Regions from separate parts of the Homo sapiens genome. Here region 2 is linked to region 1. Evidence: read pairs that join two places in POLR2A ChIA-PET (ENCODE). Cell type or tissue: HCT116. All regions are shown on one strand. Each heading gives the region's core, and the rest is flanking DNA. Links, peaks and the distances in the headings are about the cores only.

Region 1 (8,019 bases), core at 940-5,939:
ACAACCCATTACCCTACCCAGGTAGCATCCCAAGGAGCTGTGCTGGAAGGAGCTCTTTTCTCCTGTGACCAGTGGCACAGAACAGAGCAGGTGGGATAGGGTGAAAGTTGAGCATGCAGGTTTGGACGTCAGACACACCTGGGCTTAAAGCCAGCGTTACCATTTATGAGCCATTTGATCTCTGCCAAGTAGCTTCACGTCTCTGAGTCTTCATTTTCTCATCTGTGCATTGGTAACAATAATAGCATTAATCACCTGGGGATTTTATGAAATAGTGAGATAAATACAAGCAAGGTATTTAGTATGGAATCACAATCCCTAGCCACCACTCCAAAATTAGAATGTTCTAAAACCTTAAGGCATTTAAAATAACTCATTTGGCAGTAAAATCTGACATCATGTAAACTCACTTGGCAACAAAATCTGACCTGAACTGATGTAAACTATTTGGAGTTCTTATTGTGACTACTCATATGTTTTGCTGTAGAAATATTGATGTGTTTGATTATAGGGTGATACCTCAGTACTTCCTGGGGAGTTAGGTAACATGAGCTGTATGTACCATATCACCTTTCTAAAATCTAGAGTGATTTGAGTTTCAAACTACAGATGGTTCCAAAGATTTTATACAAGGGGTGTGGACCTGTAGAATACCTGGCCATGGTGACTGCTCAGGATTTAAGAGCCACCATCCCTTCTGTTTCTGGGATCTAACAATCCAAGGTACAGGGGTGTGAACCTGAGCTTTTTAGGCGTGATCAGAGAGCTGCTTACATAAAGCTTGTGCTAGACACAAGGTATCTAGACACCTGGACACAGGTGTTTGTTAATCCAGATGCTCGGACTCAACCTTCCCCCATTGAACTAACTTCTCTGGCAGCTGGAACCCAGCACTTTGAACGTGCTCCCCAGGTGACTCGGAGATCTCCTTCTACAGCCTATTATGAAAGTTCAGAGCACGATGACTACTAGCAGCCAATACTAACTGAGGAATTTCTCCTGTCCAGGGACTGTTCTAGGATATAACATTAGTCAATCCTCACAAGTTCAGTGAAACATTTTTCTCCATTTTTCAGATAAGAGACTGGAGACACAGAGAGGCTCCAGAACTTACCCAAGGTCACACAGCTTCTAAATGGGTGTTGTTGGAACCTACTTTCAGAGACCTGATTCCAAAACCCTCACTGATACTTTCCGTGAGTCCAGATGAAGAGAGGGCTTCAAGGAAAATCCATTCAGTGCCAGGATGCTACCAGCTCCCTGGGGCATGGGACTGCCATCCTCTCCTAGGCGTCTGTCCTGATACTTCCAATGTAAGTGTGGAAAAACTCAAGTTTCATAAGTTTTGCTCATGTGCTCTGCCTTGGAGAGGGTGGGAAGTAGAACAGACACTGGCCTCATGTTTTGCTGTTGGTTACCTCTCAGGCATGTGATCCTTGTACCGGAGGTTTCACATCACGTAGCCCCTGCACAGCTGATCTGTGAATGGGAAATTGGGTTGGGCCATCACCAGGTCCCCTTCCAGTTAAATATTTGTCCCAAGTCCCAGATGATTTGATATGAGAGCCCCATGCCTAATGCTGTTTGTGGATTCATTGAATCAATTATTGTTTCGTTCATTCAATTCATTCAACAAATAGCTTCTCTGTGTCTACTACTATTTGCACTCAATTCTCAGAGAAGTAAATGTCTAAAGTACCCACTTAATAACTTAAAAGCTGATTTTACCAATTTCATTTCACTGTAAGGCCTCCCAAAGGATTAACATGTTAGTGTGCACCCCCTCTCGCACCAGCACACTTGCCCACAAAACCGCCTCCCATTGTTTGAAGGGAAACCTACAAGTGGATCCCTGCCCCCACCCCCACAGCACTTTCTAATTCAAATCATCTGCCATTCACTGGCTTTCTGCCCTGGGGCAAATCCTCCACCTTCAGTCCTACTTTGATCCTCTAGCCCAGGCCGCTTTCATTTCACAGTTGAAGTAACAAAGGTTAAAACAGATGACAACTATTTCTAGAGAGCTGGGTTTTTTGCCCCCTCAACTACGCACCGTGGTGAGGCGCCGAGGAGGCCACATCACAAGGCTGGAGAACCCTGGGAGCTTGGTAGTGTTGGTGAGCGAGGGTTTGTTCTTCTCTAGCCCACTATCCTAAAGGCTGACTTCCCTCCAAGGACTGAACCTCGAAATTTACAATGCAGGGCCCCAGGGGCTGCGGTGGGGAAGGGCCTTTCACTATTGCTGGCAGCTCCTAGGGCATTTTCCTGGACTTTGGGGGCAGATTACTATGAAACTCCTATCTCATCCTGCAGGTTGGGAAACTAAAGGGAAGTTCTTTGTCCAGGGTCAGAGCATGTGCATGGGCAGGAGGGAAGGTGGGGGAAGCAGGGAGTCAGTAAAGGAAAAACAAACCAAAACCCAACAAAACAGAGCCCAGTGCAGTGTTCCTCCTGGGGGTAGCCCTTTGATGCATCCCTGGTACCTAAGAAGCTGGCTCCAGCCAGGCCTCACCTATTAGCCTCAGGGACCATTCTCCCCAGACAAGGTCTCTGTTCACTGGGCCATGCCATTTTCTTCTCATCCCCCTACCACAACTCCACATACTTCCTTAGCATTGTCTTTTCCTGAATTACCAAACACAGCAGCCTGAGCTTCACCGGGGAGCTGGGAGCTGGGGACATGTTCCTGGGAGTCTCTAGATGGATGGCTTTGAGTTTTTCCAGCAGAAGAGGAGCAGCCAAACCCAGATGTGAGGGCCCTCCCCCTCCAAGTTCAGCCTGCCCTGGTGGCTTCCTTCCCAGAGTCAGGTCTTCTAAGGAGTGCTTAGCAAGTATGTCAGCTTCCAGACCAAGGCCTGCTGTTCTTGGCTCCGGGAGATGTTTTTCAGCACAGTATGCTTGCTGTAGACTGCTCTGCAGGGGTGGGGGTGGGAGGGTGAGGGCAGACCTCTCTACTGATCAGAATTCAGAGTATGACTCCTCCAATCTGTCCCCTTGGTGACTTTACATGTTCTCAGGACAGCTTTCAGAAAGCCTCCTGCCTGCTACTTGCACTTGGGGATGTAGGGGGAGGGGTCAGCAGTCGTGCGGGGACTATATGTGGAATTTGTTGAGATCAGGCAGAAGGAAGTGAAGACACCCTCTTCTGATTTGTGACATGTGAGAACATTCTCCTGACAGAAGCAGCTCCCGGTAATAGTAACAGCTTCCGGGCCCTCGACAGGCTGCAGCCCATCACCTTCAGCGTCCTGCCAAGCTCAGCAGCAGCGTGGCAGGAGGGGGCAGAGAGCTGGAGGCAGCGTCTGCCTGGGGATGGGGGCTAGAGGTAGACACCGGGAGAGGCAGATCTAGAGGGAGACTGAGAGAACAGAGACAGGGGCATGAGAGAGACAAACGGAAATTGAGGCAAGAAGAGATCAGATCAGGGAGATACAGGCGCCTGGGAAGGCAGAGAGTAGGAAGCAGAAATAGTGCTAAAGATGGAGACAAGTGGAGAAGGAACTGCAGAGATTCGGCCCTGGGCTGGCTACCACCCCCATACTCCCTGAAGGCCTCCCTGAATCCTGCAAACACACTCCCTGCTTGGAAGCCTAGCAGCTGGCCCAGCTAGGAAGAAAGGTAAGAAGGTGCCTCAGGCCAACCCACCAGCAACAAAAATGTCTGGACCTCTGGGGCTTACGGAGGGGTTCAGGACCTAGGATTCCTAGGTGTGCAGCTCTGTAGGAAACAGCTTTCTCCCTGATGTCAAGATTTGGGAACTTGGAGTGGTGCTATTTCTCTCAAAAATAATATCTTTTTAAAAACAAAATGTTGCTTTCTCCCATTTAAAAATAACCTTTTCCCACCCCTGCTACCTCATTACAAAAGAAAACAATGCAAGCTCATCATGGAGAACATGGAAAATATGAAAAGATACAGGAAAAAAATAAAACATGAATTGTAATCACATCACCTAATGATAGCCACTGCTAGGAATTTGATGGTTTTCCTTTCAGTCTTTTATCAATGCATAGAGCTATATAATCAGCAGTAATATGTCATAAGCATTTTACTAAATATTATTTGACACTACCACTTTTATTAGTGTATATATTCTAATATGTGGACAAGGCTTTCTTTATTGAGGTAATCTATGGTTGAATATTTAGGTTGCATGTAACTTTGCTACTATGAACAATGCTTTAATAAATATCTTTCTGCCTACATCTGCCTGAGTTTCTGAATATTTCTTCAGAATATATTTAAAGGAGATTTACCGTGTCAAAACTATGAACATTTTTAGAGCATACATACACACACATATGAATACACACACACACACACACATACACACACTGATATGGTTTGGATCTAAGTCTCCACCCAAATCTCATGTCAAATTGTAATCCCCAGTGTTTGAGGTGGGACCCGGTGGGAGGTAATTGGATTATGAGGCAGATTTCCCCTTTGGTACTATCCTCAAGATAGTGAGTGAGTTCTTGTGAGATCTGGTTGTTTTAAAGTGTGTGGCACCTTCTTCCTTTCTCATTTCCTCCTGCTTGGGCCATGTAAGACGTGCCTGCTTCCCCTTCCTTTTGCAACATGATTGTAAGTTTCCTGAGGCCTCTCCAGAAGCTATTGGTGCTGTGCTTCCTGTACAGCCTGCAGAACCATGAATCAATCAAACCTTTTTTCTTTATAAATTTCCCAGTCTCAGGTATTTCTTTATAGCAATGTGAGAATGAACTAATACACACACGCACGCACACACACACACACACACACACACACTCACATCTTCAAATTGGCCCCCAGGAATAATGTACAATTAAACTTCTAGTGCAGTTTAGACCCAAGTGCTGATGACAGAGGATTTGCTAGTTAATGACAGTCCTCTGTAGCTTGTAAGGTAAGTTGAGATAGGTGGGAGGTAAGTATAATTATCTCCATTTTTTCAAAGGAAGAAACTGAGGCCCAGAGAGGTTTAGTGACTTGGCCAACATCTGAAATGGAACTAAGTGGTCTTCTCTACTGGTTTCCCCATTCCAGTCATACCATCAGCACCCAGGGTCAGACCTTCACGGGCTCTAGCTTGGATTACCCCGGAACCACCTTGCCATTGTGGTAGCCACTAGCCACATATGGCTATTTACATTTATATTTATTAAAATAAAACACAATTTAAAAAATTAGCTCCTCTGTCTCTTTGACCACATTTCAAATGCTTAAGAACTATAGATGGCTACCATGTTGGATAGTACAGATACGAAGCATTTCCATCATAGAAAGTTCTATTGAACAGCATTGCTCTAGAAGGTTGGCGTTCTGTCTTCTGGTATGGCTTCTCCCACCCCCACTCCCTCACACCAACTATCACTCATTCTATACACCATGGGTGTATCAGACATCCTGAACACATAAATTTGATCATATCACTCACCAGTCCAAAACCCTTATTGATCTTGTTACCTGTTATCTGCCACATTAAGAGGAAGCACAAATCCACAACTACCTTTGCTCTTCATCTCCATGCTTTTCTGAAAAATTATTACACACTGGCTGTGCCTGGACTGAGGTCCTATAGGCACAGAGATGGACTAAGCATGGACTCTATACTCAATGAGCCCACGATTTGATGGGTTAAAATAATACACACTGCCTGGCCTCCTGCCCTGCTTTATTATTCCTGATAGCACTTAACCACAGCCAGCATTTATTTATTGCCTGTTGCTTCCACTAGAATGCATGCTTCATGAGGGCAGTGGCTTTTTATGATTTGTTGACTTCTATATACACAGAGCCTACTGAAGTGCTTGGCACTTAGGAGTTGCAAAACAAATATCTGTGAATGAATAACTACATTTCAGGATATTGAGCTTCCAATTCTTTCTGATGGGCTAGAAAAATTGGAAATGAAGCAATGCTCCACCACAGGAGTTTGCACCTCGAGCCTATAATGTTTGAAATCTGACCTGTATTCCCTCTTGATACTCAAATGCCAGGATATTGCATTTCTGCAAACAACCACCATTCCCTACATTGTTGGGATAGAGAAAAAGAAATAATACAAGACACATTTTATGGCAACTACTTGGTCCAAAGGAGCCTTCCAGGTGGGACTCTCTCCTACTTGTAAAGGTAAATCAAGCACTCAATCCTTGCAAGTTACCCAGCAGGGAAGTTCAAGGAGAATATTCACCAAACTTTCAGAAGCTGGGGTCAAAAGAAATGAAATAAGCAACTCTCTGCAACTCTTCTGCTTTAATTTTTGAGAAGTTTTTTAAATAATAGGGAGCATTCAGTTTAAGCAGTTAGAATCCTTTTTTGTTTGCCTCTTCATTTTTGGCACTAATGGCAGTAATGGAGCAAGGAACTGCTTAAGGAACAGTTTAAGGAAGACTACTGACAATGGTAGTGGCAGAACTTAGATCTTCAGACATACCATACAGAATCCCCCCATCTTTGCCCTGTTTTCCTTCATCTTTACCTTTATTCAGAATCTTCTTATCAAATAGGAAACACTTTCATCTCCTTCTGTTGATTTTTTTTAAAACCAGTTGAAAAGCCTCTATCTTTTAATAGGAACATTTAGTCCATTCACTTTCAGTGTAATATTTTTACACATTTTTTTCCTGACAGTTGGATTTATGTTTACTATTTATTTTTTGTTTCCTCTATTTTATTTTCTTGATTTTTACTCCACTTTTCTATTCCATTGATGGTTTCCTTCTATTTTTTTTACACTTATAATTGAACACATGCTTTTCCATTATATAAAAACAAAATGCCATTATTTTCACTACTGTTTTCTTCTTTACTCCAAGATCATATGGCCTTTAACATATTTTTAATTCCCCACTCTTTGTTTCTACAGATGAGAACTTTAAAACTCATTTACCTGTACCTTCTTTTCCCATGCCCCACAAAGTTCTAGTTTTTCCCAAAAGAGTTTTATTATAATTAGTTCCAGACTGTTATTAGATTTTCCCAATACTTTGTCATTTCTATTTCAAGATCTTTATTTAGTACTTTCCTTACACATTCCAAGAAACTCTATAATTATCCATTTAAATTTAACCATATATACATTAATTATTCACTGCTCTTTCTCTCTCTTCCTTAAACTGTTAAAGGAATTCTCTTCCCCTCGCCCCAATCTCCCACAGTCTCTGTTCTGATCCCCCTTTTATTTCTGGTCAGAATCCTTCTTTTATTTCTGTCCTTAGATGGTATAGTGGTTTTAAAATAAGTCCAAAACTTCTTTGATACTCCTTCCTTCATGAGGTAGAGCTTAGTTCCCTCCTCTTGCATGTGGGTTGGACTAGCTTCTAATGTGTAGAATGGAGAAGTAGTGTGACTTCTCAGAGTAGGCCATAAAAAGCATTGCAGTTTCCTCTTTGCTGTCTCTTTTGGATCATGAGCTCTGGAGAAAGCCAGTCACCATATTTTGAAGACACTCAGGCAGCCCTATGGAGACATCCACATGGGGAGAAATGTAGGCCCCCTACAATCAGCCAGCAAGGACTGAGGCCTTCTTCTATCAGCCATGGGAATCAGTCATCTTGGAAGCAGATCTCCCAGTCTCACTCAAGTCTCCAGATAACTGCAGATAGCAAATCATCAGAACCCCTGTTGAGACACCCAGAGGAAGCCTCTTTGTCTTCTCATTATCTCCTGAACACAGCACACCTGTTCAGTTCCCCCTGCAACTTCTCAGAGGCCAGGAAGACCAGCAGGTTCCCTCAGGAATGTTCAGGCTGGCCTATGAGGTCCTTCTGCTGGAATCTCCAGGGGTTGAGGTCACTCCAGGATCTTCTATTGTTCTGTTCTTCTCCTCGGTACTCTCAGCTGCTGAAACCCAAACTCTTGCCTAGACCAGACGGGAAATGGAATTCCATGCTTTCTGTCAGATTTTGGAAATTTGCTCACAATTTTCAGATCCTGTTGCTCACTGACCCTAGCACTGACTAACTCTGGAGGAGCTGTGATTGAATTCAATGGGGAGGGAAGCCGTTTCCTTCCCAGAGTGCCATCTCTCCA
Region 2 (8,019 bases), core at 1,651-6,650, 470 kb after region 1:
ACTCACACAGGACCAACACCGTGATCACCATGACCAGTCTCTGCTTGCACGGTTCCAGTGATGGGCAGCTCACCACTTCACAGCCAGTCTGCTAATCTCTAGACATCACTCAAGACAGCACTGGAAGCACTTCCCAAATCAGTTTGTCCTTTAACTTCTAGCTATTGATCCCCAGGTCCACCAAGAACAATGAAACATGGAACAGAAGAAGGGCGCAGACCCTGGGATCAAGAAGAACTGGCTTTGGTTCCAATCTTAGTTTTTACGCTTGCAGTCTTGGTCTCTTTGATCCTCAATATTCTTCTCTGTAAAATAAGAATAATGCTATCCAGTATGAAGGGCAGCTGGAAGAGTGGAAGGTCATAACACGTGTGAACACACCTGGCACACAATAGACACCAAGTGCATGCAATTCCTTCCCCTTTCCCTCTTGGACACCTGCATTAGGTAGCTTTTTTAGGATTATAGATCAGAGACACACACTCAGATTCAAGCAAGTGACCGGCCTGAAGACCACAGGTACACTTGGAGGATAAAGGGGACAGAGGCCACCTCTTCTGCCACACAGTGGTGTCTCACGGCAAGCTGGAGGAGCCCAGGGTCCCGAGCCTTCCCCTTTCAACTCCCGAGTGCAGCTGAATGTCTGTTGAATGAAAAGAGGGTGGATGGCTGGCTGGATGGTTGGATGGGTTGATGGATGGATGAATGGACAATGGAACCATTTAAATAGGTTTCTAAAACCTGCCAGGAAACACCCACCCCTTTTAATTCTAGCCAAACTGAATGTCATCTTTTTGTCGAGAAATAGAGTAAAGCAGTGATGTTTAAACTTTTCTAAGCATCAGAAGAGGACTTGTGAAACAGATTCCTGGGTCCTACCTCCAGAGATGTTAATGTTCTAGGGTGGGGCCTGAGATGTTGCACTTCTAACCAGCTCCCAGCTGTGGCTGAAGCTGTTGCTCCACAGGCCACACTTTGAGTGTTGTGGAAGAAAGCAGACAGTCAACTTACAACACCCTTTGGAAAACAAGCACAGGAGCAAGATGAGGTCACTGGCCTGGGAGAGTTCAGCAGGAGGGAGTGCCCCTCCCAGCCCAGGGGTGGAAAGTGTGTTATGACACCAGCCCCTGCCTCCCACCACTTCAAATCTTCTGCTTTCCGTCTCCAGCCTGGGATCTCTCAGAAGCCCCTGTGACACCACAATGGCTTCATGGCAGATAGGGCTCTGGTCCAGAAGATAACACCTCCCCACAGGAGTTCAGGCTGGATGGAAATCTCAATAAACAGGGCGGGATGTGCAGAGGGTAAGGCAGGCCATCCACTCACTACAGGCCTTCCAGCAAGGGCTAGAAGGCCTAGAAAGAAGAGTGTAATCTTCTGGCTTCCCAGACACACACACTTGCACGCGCACACACACACGCACATGGAGGAGGGCCCAAACCTCTCCCCTAGACACCCAGAAGGTCTTCATTGCTTGGGACCCATCCAGCCATGGTTCCCATGGCTGATGGTAGTAGGGCCTCACTTCAATATTCAGGTCAGGCACTAACTTGCTGCATGGCCTTAAACATGTCCTTTCTGTTTTCTGGGTCTTATCTTCCCATCTGTAAAACAAGGTAGATGGATTAGGTCTTGCCTAGAGAAGGAACTGACATTACCTGAGCCACTGATATGTTTATTTATTAACTTTTCTCTCCAAAATATTTGATTGAGCAATTCCTATGAACCAGGACCTGATCTATAGCACTGCACAGGAGAGATGAAACAAAGCTCATGCCTCGTGGAGCTGGCCCCATGCTTTGCACGAAATGCCTGATTCCTATGATCTCATTTAGCCTTTACTACAGTCACCCACAGGAGTTGGGTGCCATCATCCTTGCTTTACAGATAAGAAAACTGAGGCATCGGCAGGGTGCGGTGGCTCACGCCTATAATCCCAGCACTTTGGGAGGCCGAGGTGGGCAGATCACTTGAGGTCAGGAGTTCAAGACCAGCCTGGCCAACATAGTGAAACCCCATCTTTACTAAAAATACAAAAATTATCCAGGCATGGTGGGGCATGCCTGTAATCCCAGCTACTCGGAGGGCCAAGGCGGGAGAATCACTTGAACCTGGGAGGTGGAGGTTACAGTGAGTTGAGATTGCACTACTGCACTCCAGCCTGGGCAACAGAGAAAGACTCTGTCTCAAAAACAAACAAACAAGCAAAAAACTGAGGCACAGATAAGAGGCAGGGCTGGAGTTTACACTGTCAGTGGTTCCACAGACCATCACGTAACCCTGAGACCTCCACTCTTGACCAAGCCCATGTCCTCTAGTTCTCTGTTTGGGTGAAGGTCATCCCCTCCTCAGCACCCTTCCATCAGCCTCCAAAGTCCACACCCCACAAGGAAGCGGAAAGACTGGAGGCTGCAGGGAAGGTGGTTCACACTCCCCGCCCAGATTTGGAGGTTCCAGGCTGGGCTGAGGCTTCTACTTCCTCCCCGCTGAGAGGGCAGCTCCGGGCCAGGCTGCTCCCTTGGCACGGGGTGCCCTGAATCACAGGTGCTCTAGGGGTGCTGCCAGGTTCTTTTCAGGGCCCCCATCCCCACCCACCCTACTCATCATTCACCCTTAGTGCCCATACATGACCTGAGAGGCAGAGGGAGCCCATCCCTTGGGTGCTAATGCAGCATGGCATCAAAAAAATGAGATCGGTCCAGCATCTGTGCATTTACCCACAAGATTGCAATCCAGAACCTAGAAAGAGGCTATTTTAACTTCAACTTGCAAGGAAGCTTAGCGTCACTATGGAAAATAAACTTGATGTTGAGCTACGCAGGGTGGGACTGGACACCACCATGATCCTGTCAGTACTTGGGGCGTCAAGGTCTCAGCCAGCCTTGGCTCGATGCCTCACTTTCCCACTTTGAAGATGTGCCCAATCATTTTCTACTGCCTGGAAAACTTCTCCTTTCCCTTCTGCCTCCCCTAAATGCTCATTTTTCATGGCTTCATTTACCTACTGCGTCCCCCAGGAAGTTGTTCTTAGCCCCGGCTGCCCCCAGTCCAGCTCAAAGTTCCACCACTGGACGGCTGAGCTCTGGGAACCCGGTGCCCTGCCTAGGCTAGGCTGTTTGCTGGGTTCCTCTGGCCTTCCTCAGGGTAAGGAAGATCACCGCACACCCAAGAGGCCCTGCAGGGCTTCAGGCACCACCTGAGTCACTGCTTTTCTTCGAGAGCCTGCAAAGCTAGAAGGCAGTATTTGCCTTTTACGCTGTCTGATGCAAGCATACTGTGGCATTTTTCTAGAGGATTCAAGACCACGCGGCTCTCAAGAAGTCGAATGCAGAAAGAAGCACACAGGAGAACCCAGTTGCCTCCTCTGAAGTGAATCACCAGAGAGATTCACAAAAACCTAAAGGAATGTCACTCTTCTGCTCAACTTTCTTTGTTTTAGGAAAATAGTTATTTTTTATGAAAAATATACGTTCATGTGTAGTGTTTATTCTTGTTGTTCTTAAAGAATTAAAAAATATTTTGTAATTTCTCAGTTTTAATTTTTAATGTGGTAAATATCCAGAGATATTTAACAATATTTTGCCTAAACCAAAGCTCTTTCGGGTCGTCAACAACTTTTCAGAATGTGACAGGGTCCTGAGGCCAGGCTTGAGGACGGCTGGAGGAAGTGTCCCGCCCACCACAGCTGATTGGATGAAGGGCGGGACCTGACTAGTGGGCAACCAATCCAGAGGCAAACGGTGGTGTGGGAATCGGCAGGGATTGAGGGGAGCAACAGGGCTATGCACGGTGAACTGGGCAGGCAGCCGAGGGAGAGGGCCTGTAAGGAGGCCTGGAGGGAAGCCAGGGAGGAGTTAGGGCCGCAGAGCAGCCACGTCTATAAGGAGCAGGGGCTGAGGTCCAGGCCAGATACACAGGAAGAAATGAATGCAGGAGACGGCGTGCAACAGGAAGAAGCAGAGAAGCAGCGGAGACGGAGGTACCTGGGGATGATGCCAGGACTGCAGCTTCAGGGACTTGTGGCAGATGCACAGGGTGCCTCTGGCTCCCTGGAGCTCCACACTGCAGTCCCAGCTCTGTCTGCAACCCACTGCTTTGATTCACCCAGGTTCCCACAATGATGCTCGTTTCACTCAACCCTCCCGTACTTGAGGTCAGCTGAACACCTCTTTTCTTCCCAACCAAAATAGCCTTGAGTTCTGTCCTGGCTCTGGGATCCAGCGGTCCCTCGCAGTCAACGTGGAGATGCTGAGTGCAGCTCATCACGAGGACTGACATCATCACATATGTAAGGGCCTGGCGTGTGCCGGGCCCTCAACAGGTGTGGCTAATATTAGCATGCTTGCTCCTCCCTCGACTGCTACTGTCATTATTAGCGGTGGTATTAATATCACAGCAGGAAATGGTCTCCAAGGTCACAGAGCTTAAGCTCTCAGTTTTACTGAGGGATGAACAGCAAGGCCAGGAGCAGGTCAGAAGCAGAACTGGAACCAGAGCCCACTCTCCTGTCCTGTCCAACCGGTCCCAGTGAGAGTGTAAGCTCCCTGGGGGGAGGGGCCATCCAGCAACCCCACATCCACACAACCGTCCACTCCTCTTCTCAGAAGTCATTTCTTTCAACACATCCCATGGGCTCTGTGCCAAGTGCTGTCTCCACAACAGGGTTTGGTCCAGAATTGGTTCAATCAATGTTTGTAGATCGATCCTTGGCCTCTCCCATCTGGCTAGACACAGGGAATCCAGGCCAGGGGTGGGGGTTGGAAAGGGTTCCAGGAGTCTTCCCCATGAACACCAGTCACCAAAACGTCTGTTACTCCCAGCAGCTCTCTTGTACCCACCACCTGTCCTGAGTTCTTCAGTGGAGAGCAGGGCCTGAATCTTCATCCCTTTAGCCAGAGAGGAAACAAGGCCCAGAGAGGTATAGTGCCTGTCTCAGGACACACAGCCAGCAGTAGGAGAGCCAGGGATGGAAATACAGGTCTGTCAATGCAAGTTCCTGATTCCAGAGTGAGCTGAGATATGTCAAGTATGCCTGACAGTAGGTAGCTGAGAGCAGGGTCTCAAGGGTAGACAGAGGGGGGGGGGGTCAGAGAGGGGCATTCGTGGGGTATGGACATCACAGAATCCAAGCCCCTGAAATAGCCACCTCTTCTACTGTCTGATAACTGAGCAGCTCCAGCTTCAAACACTTCACACTCAAACAGTGGGGCATCCATGCCAGAAAAAGCCTGGCTGGCCTGCAAAGGAAGAAAGATGGGGCCACTGGCCTTGCAGAGCCTCCCGTCCCAGACAGGGTAGAGTGTGGAGAAGAGGTGGCAGCCGCGCTCAGAGCTCCAAGAGAGCCCCCTGGGCAGGAGCTAGGTGGGCAAGCAGAAAGGTGGGGAGGCCCTGCCTATAGAAGCAGCAGCCTGAGTGAGCGCTGGGAGCCTGCAGAAGAAGAGGTTGGAGCCCAGCAGTCTGGGCAAGGATGAGGCCAGGTCTGGTGTGGGGACCCTTTATACCCTCTCTTCCCACCCTGTACTTCTCAGTCCCAGCTGGAAGCATGATGTATCTCCCCAGCTAGATGCGAGGCTCCCTGAAGGCAGGCCTGGGGGGCTCACTGCTGAATTCAGAGCCTGGCCCAGAACAAGTGCTCAGTAACTATGCGGAGTGAGTGACAACAGATACAGGCTAGGAGGGCCTGGGATAACTCTGAAAACAGAGCTTCTGTGCAACAGCAGGCTTAGCCCTTGTTTCCTGATAGATTTTGGCTGTTGCCACCAAGTGGGAAAGGGAGTGGTGGGGGAGGGGACCTGGAGAAGGGGAGTGACCTGACAGCAGAGGTGTCAGCAAGGCCCAGGAAGGGGTCAGGGCCCCATCCTGCAGGAGCAGCTCTGCCGGCAGCTGGGTCAGGCTCCCAGGTCCAGAGACGCCCCATGCTCCACTGTAGGGATGAGGCCACAAGGCTGGTCTTTGCCCCCTACTAGAGTCTGAGGCTCCAGCAGCTGATCTGGGCCAGCTCGGCAGAGAGCTGGATCTGGGAATAGGCTTTCCTCACTAGGCTACAGGAAGGAGCGATGCTGCTGAGGCCTGATGTTCATGCAGGGAGAAGGCTGGGGTACCAGTGATGCCCAAGGACAGCTCCTCTTACACCCATCCCTGGTCCAGCTCCCTCGTTGTCCTTAGCAAGTGGGGGACCAACTGAAGTCTCTGAAGTCTGCAAGGTGGGGCCGTCAGCTGAGGCCCACAATGACGTCTGTACTCCCCCAGTCACAAACAGGCATGCACACACCCACAGGCACACACTGACACACACATGCCCAGCGTGGGCTCTGTGCAGGCGGGGTCCTGCTGCAGGAAGGGCTGGTGCGGCTGCCAGGCAGCAGGCCCAGCACAAAGGCACAGGGTTGGGGGGGCGGTGTTGGCGGCACAGGAGTGGGGGAGGGCTGCGAGGGATGTGGCTCAGAGCCTAACAGGCCACCAGCAGCCGTGGCATCTGCTTTTTCTCACCTCTAAAGGGAATCGATTTGTCTCTGACTGATTTCCCTGACGTCTAGTTTTCTTCTCCGCCCGGCTGTCAGCCCAGCCACTGCACACAGGGAAGTGCGGGGGGAGCACCTTGACCGCCTGCCTGCCAGCCTCTCTGCCGCCTCACCACACCACCCCCTCACACACACAACACACGCTGCACTCACACTCACACGCCCGACAGAGAAACCCACACCCCACACCCGCACCACAGCCTCCCGTCCAGACACCCACACTCCCACCTGACAGACAAACCTGCCATACACCGTACAGACATATGTAGACAGATGCATATGCAAGCATGCACACACACACAGTACAAACACAGAGACAGACCTGCCACACGCGATACAGACACATAGTTTTACTGTGTGTAACATAGGTATACAGACACTCTCACACACGCACCACAGTACAAACACACACACACACAAACACACACTCCCACTCCACAGACAGACCTGCCACACACCACACAGTATAAACACATACACAGACACATGCAGACACATCACACACAGAAAGATGGACACACACACACATAGACCCACACACAAAGCCTCCACACTGACATCCCCAAGTACCCCAGAGTCACCACCATAACCCAGACACACACACACACACACACACACACACACTACATTACCACTCTCAGATACCAAAAGGGACACTGGCACACACAAGCCTCACACTCTCAGATGGCCCCAACACTCACGCACCCCACACATTCACACAGCCACACAGGCTGCATCCCTGCTCACACAGCTACACACACCACACACACACTCATACTCCCTGATCCCCACCAACACCCCCCTCGACACGAGCACCCACAGTCATGCACACCCACACAGTCCCAGGCCACATGGGCACTCCTCGCTGTCCCCGCCCACCCCAGCAACCCCTACTTCATCGTGGAGCTGCTCCTGGCCCCCCGAGAGTAGTAACGGCCCCCTTGGTGGAGGCAGACATAGGTGTGACCCAAAGAGGTGGGCAGGGCCTGGCTGGGGGGCACGGGGGACCCCAGGGTGCTGCTCATCTGGACAGGCTCGTTGCAGGGCAGCCTGGGTGAGGAGCTGGACCCTGGCAGGGCTGCAGTGATTTGGGGCAGGGGTGGGGGTGCCAAATGCTCAAGATTACCAGGATCAAACCAAGCTTTTCCAGCACAAGGGCAGGGCTTCCCGGCGCCCCAAAGGACCTGGGCAGTCAACAATAATGATGGCGGTGAGCAGAACAAGGATAATACAAACTGATCCTCTCTGTGTCCACAAAGCATGTTCCCATCTGTGACAGCTCTAGATTGGATCCCGGAAACATCCACTAGAGTTGGCATTATTCCCACCTCACAGATGAGGAAACCTAGATCTGAATCTGGAAAGGGACTTATCCAGGGTGCGCCGTGGGCAGTGAATTTAGACCTGGAATCCAGGTGCACCAATTCCCTGGCCAGAACTCCAACCAACCAACCAACCAACCAACCAACCAACCAACCAACCAGAACTCCAGATAATG

Evidence for each region. Peaks named below come from ENCODE experiments on the same cell type or tissue, not always from the same donor. Only the 100,000 strongest peaks of a DNase experiment are listed, where the experiment ranks them.
Region 2: POLR2A ChIA-PET joins it to region 1 with 9 read pairs; 3 of 35 experiments call an interaction of 5 or more read pairs at or near these places.

Annotation. Positions count from the first base shown.
Region 1 is chr10:78,549,562-78,557,580 of GRCh38, forward strand. No RefSeq gene overlaps it. Among named protein-coding and RNA genes, the nearest start is that of LINC00595, 290 kb to the left of the region's middle. In HCT116, for the core only: no CTCF peak of the experiment used is centred there; no DNase peak of the experiment used is centred there; H3K27me3 peaks cover 34 bases.
Region 2 is chr10:79,019,036-79,027,054 of GRCh38, forward strand. All of the region lies in intron 5 of ZMIZ1-AS1 (ZMIZ1 antisense RNA 1), which reads right to left. It overlaps LOC112268062 (a long non-coding RNA gene), which reads right to left and starts at 1,922. Exons shown (of 2, transcript XR_007062214.1): 1 at 880-1,922; 2 at 1-305. RefSeq lists a cis regulatory region at 4,156-4,656 and an enhancer at 4,346-4,695. In HCT116, for the core only: no CTCF peak of the experiment used is centred there; a DNase peak (open chromatin) is centred at 3,706; H3K4me3 peaks cover 345 bases.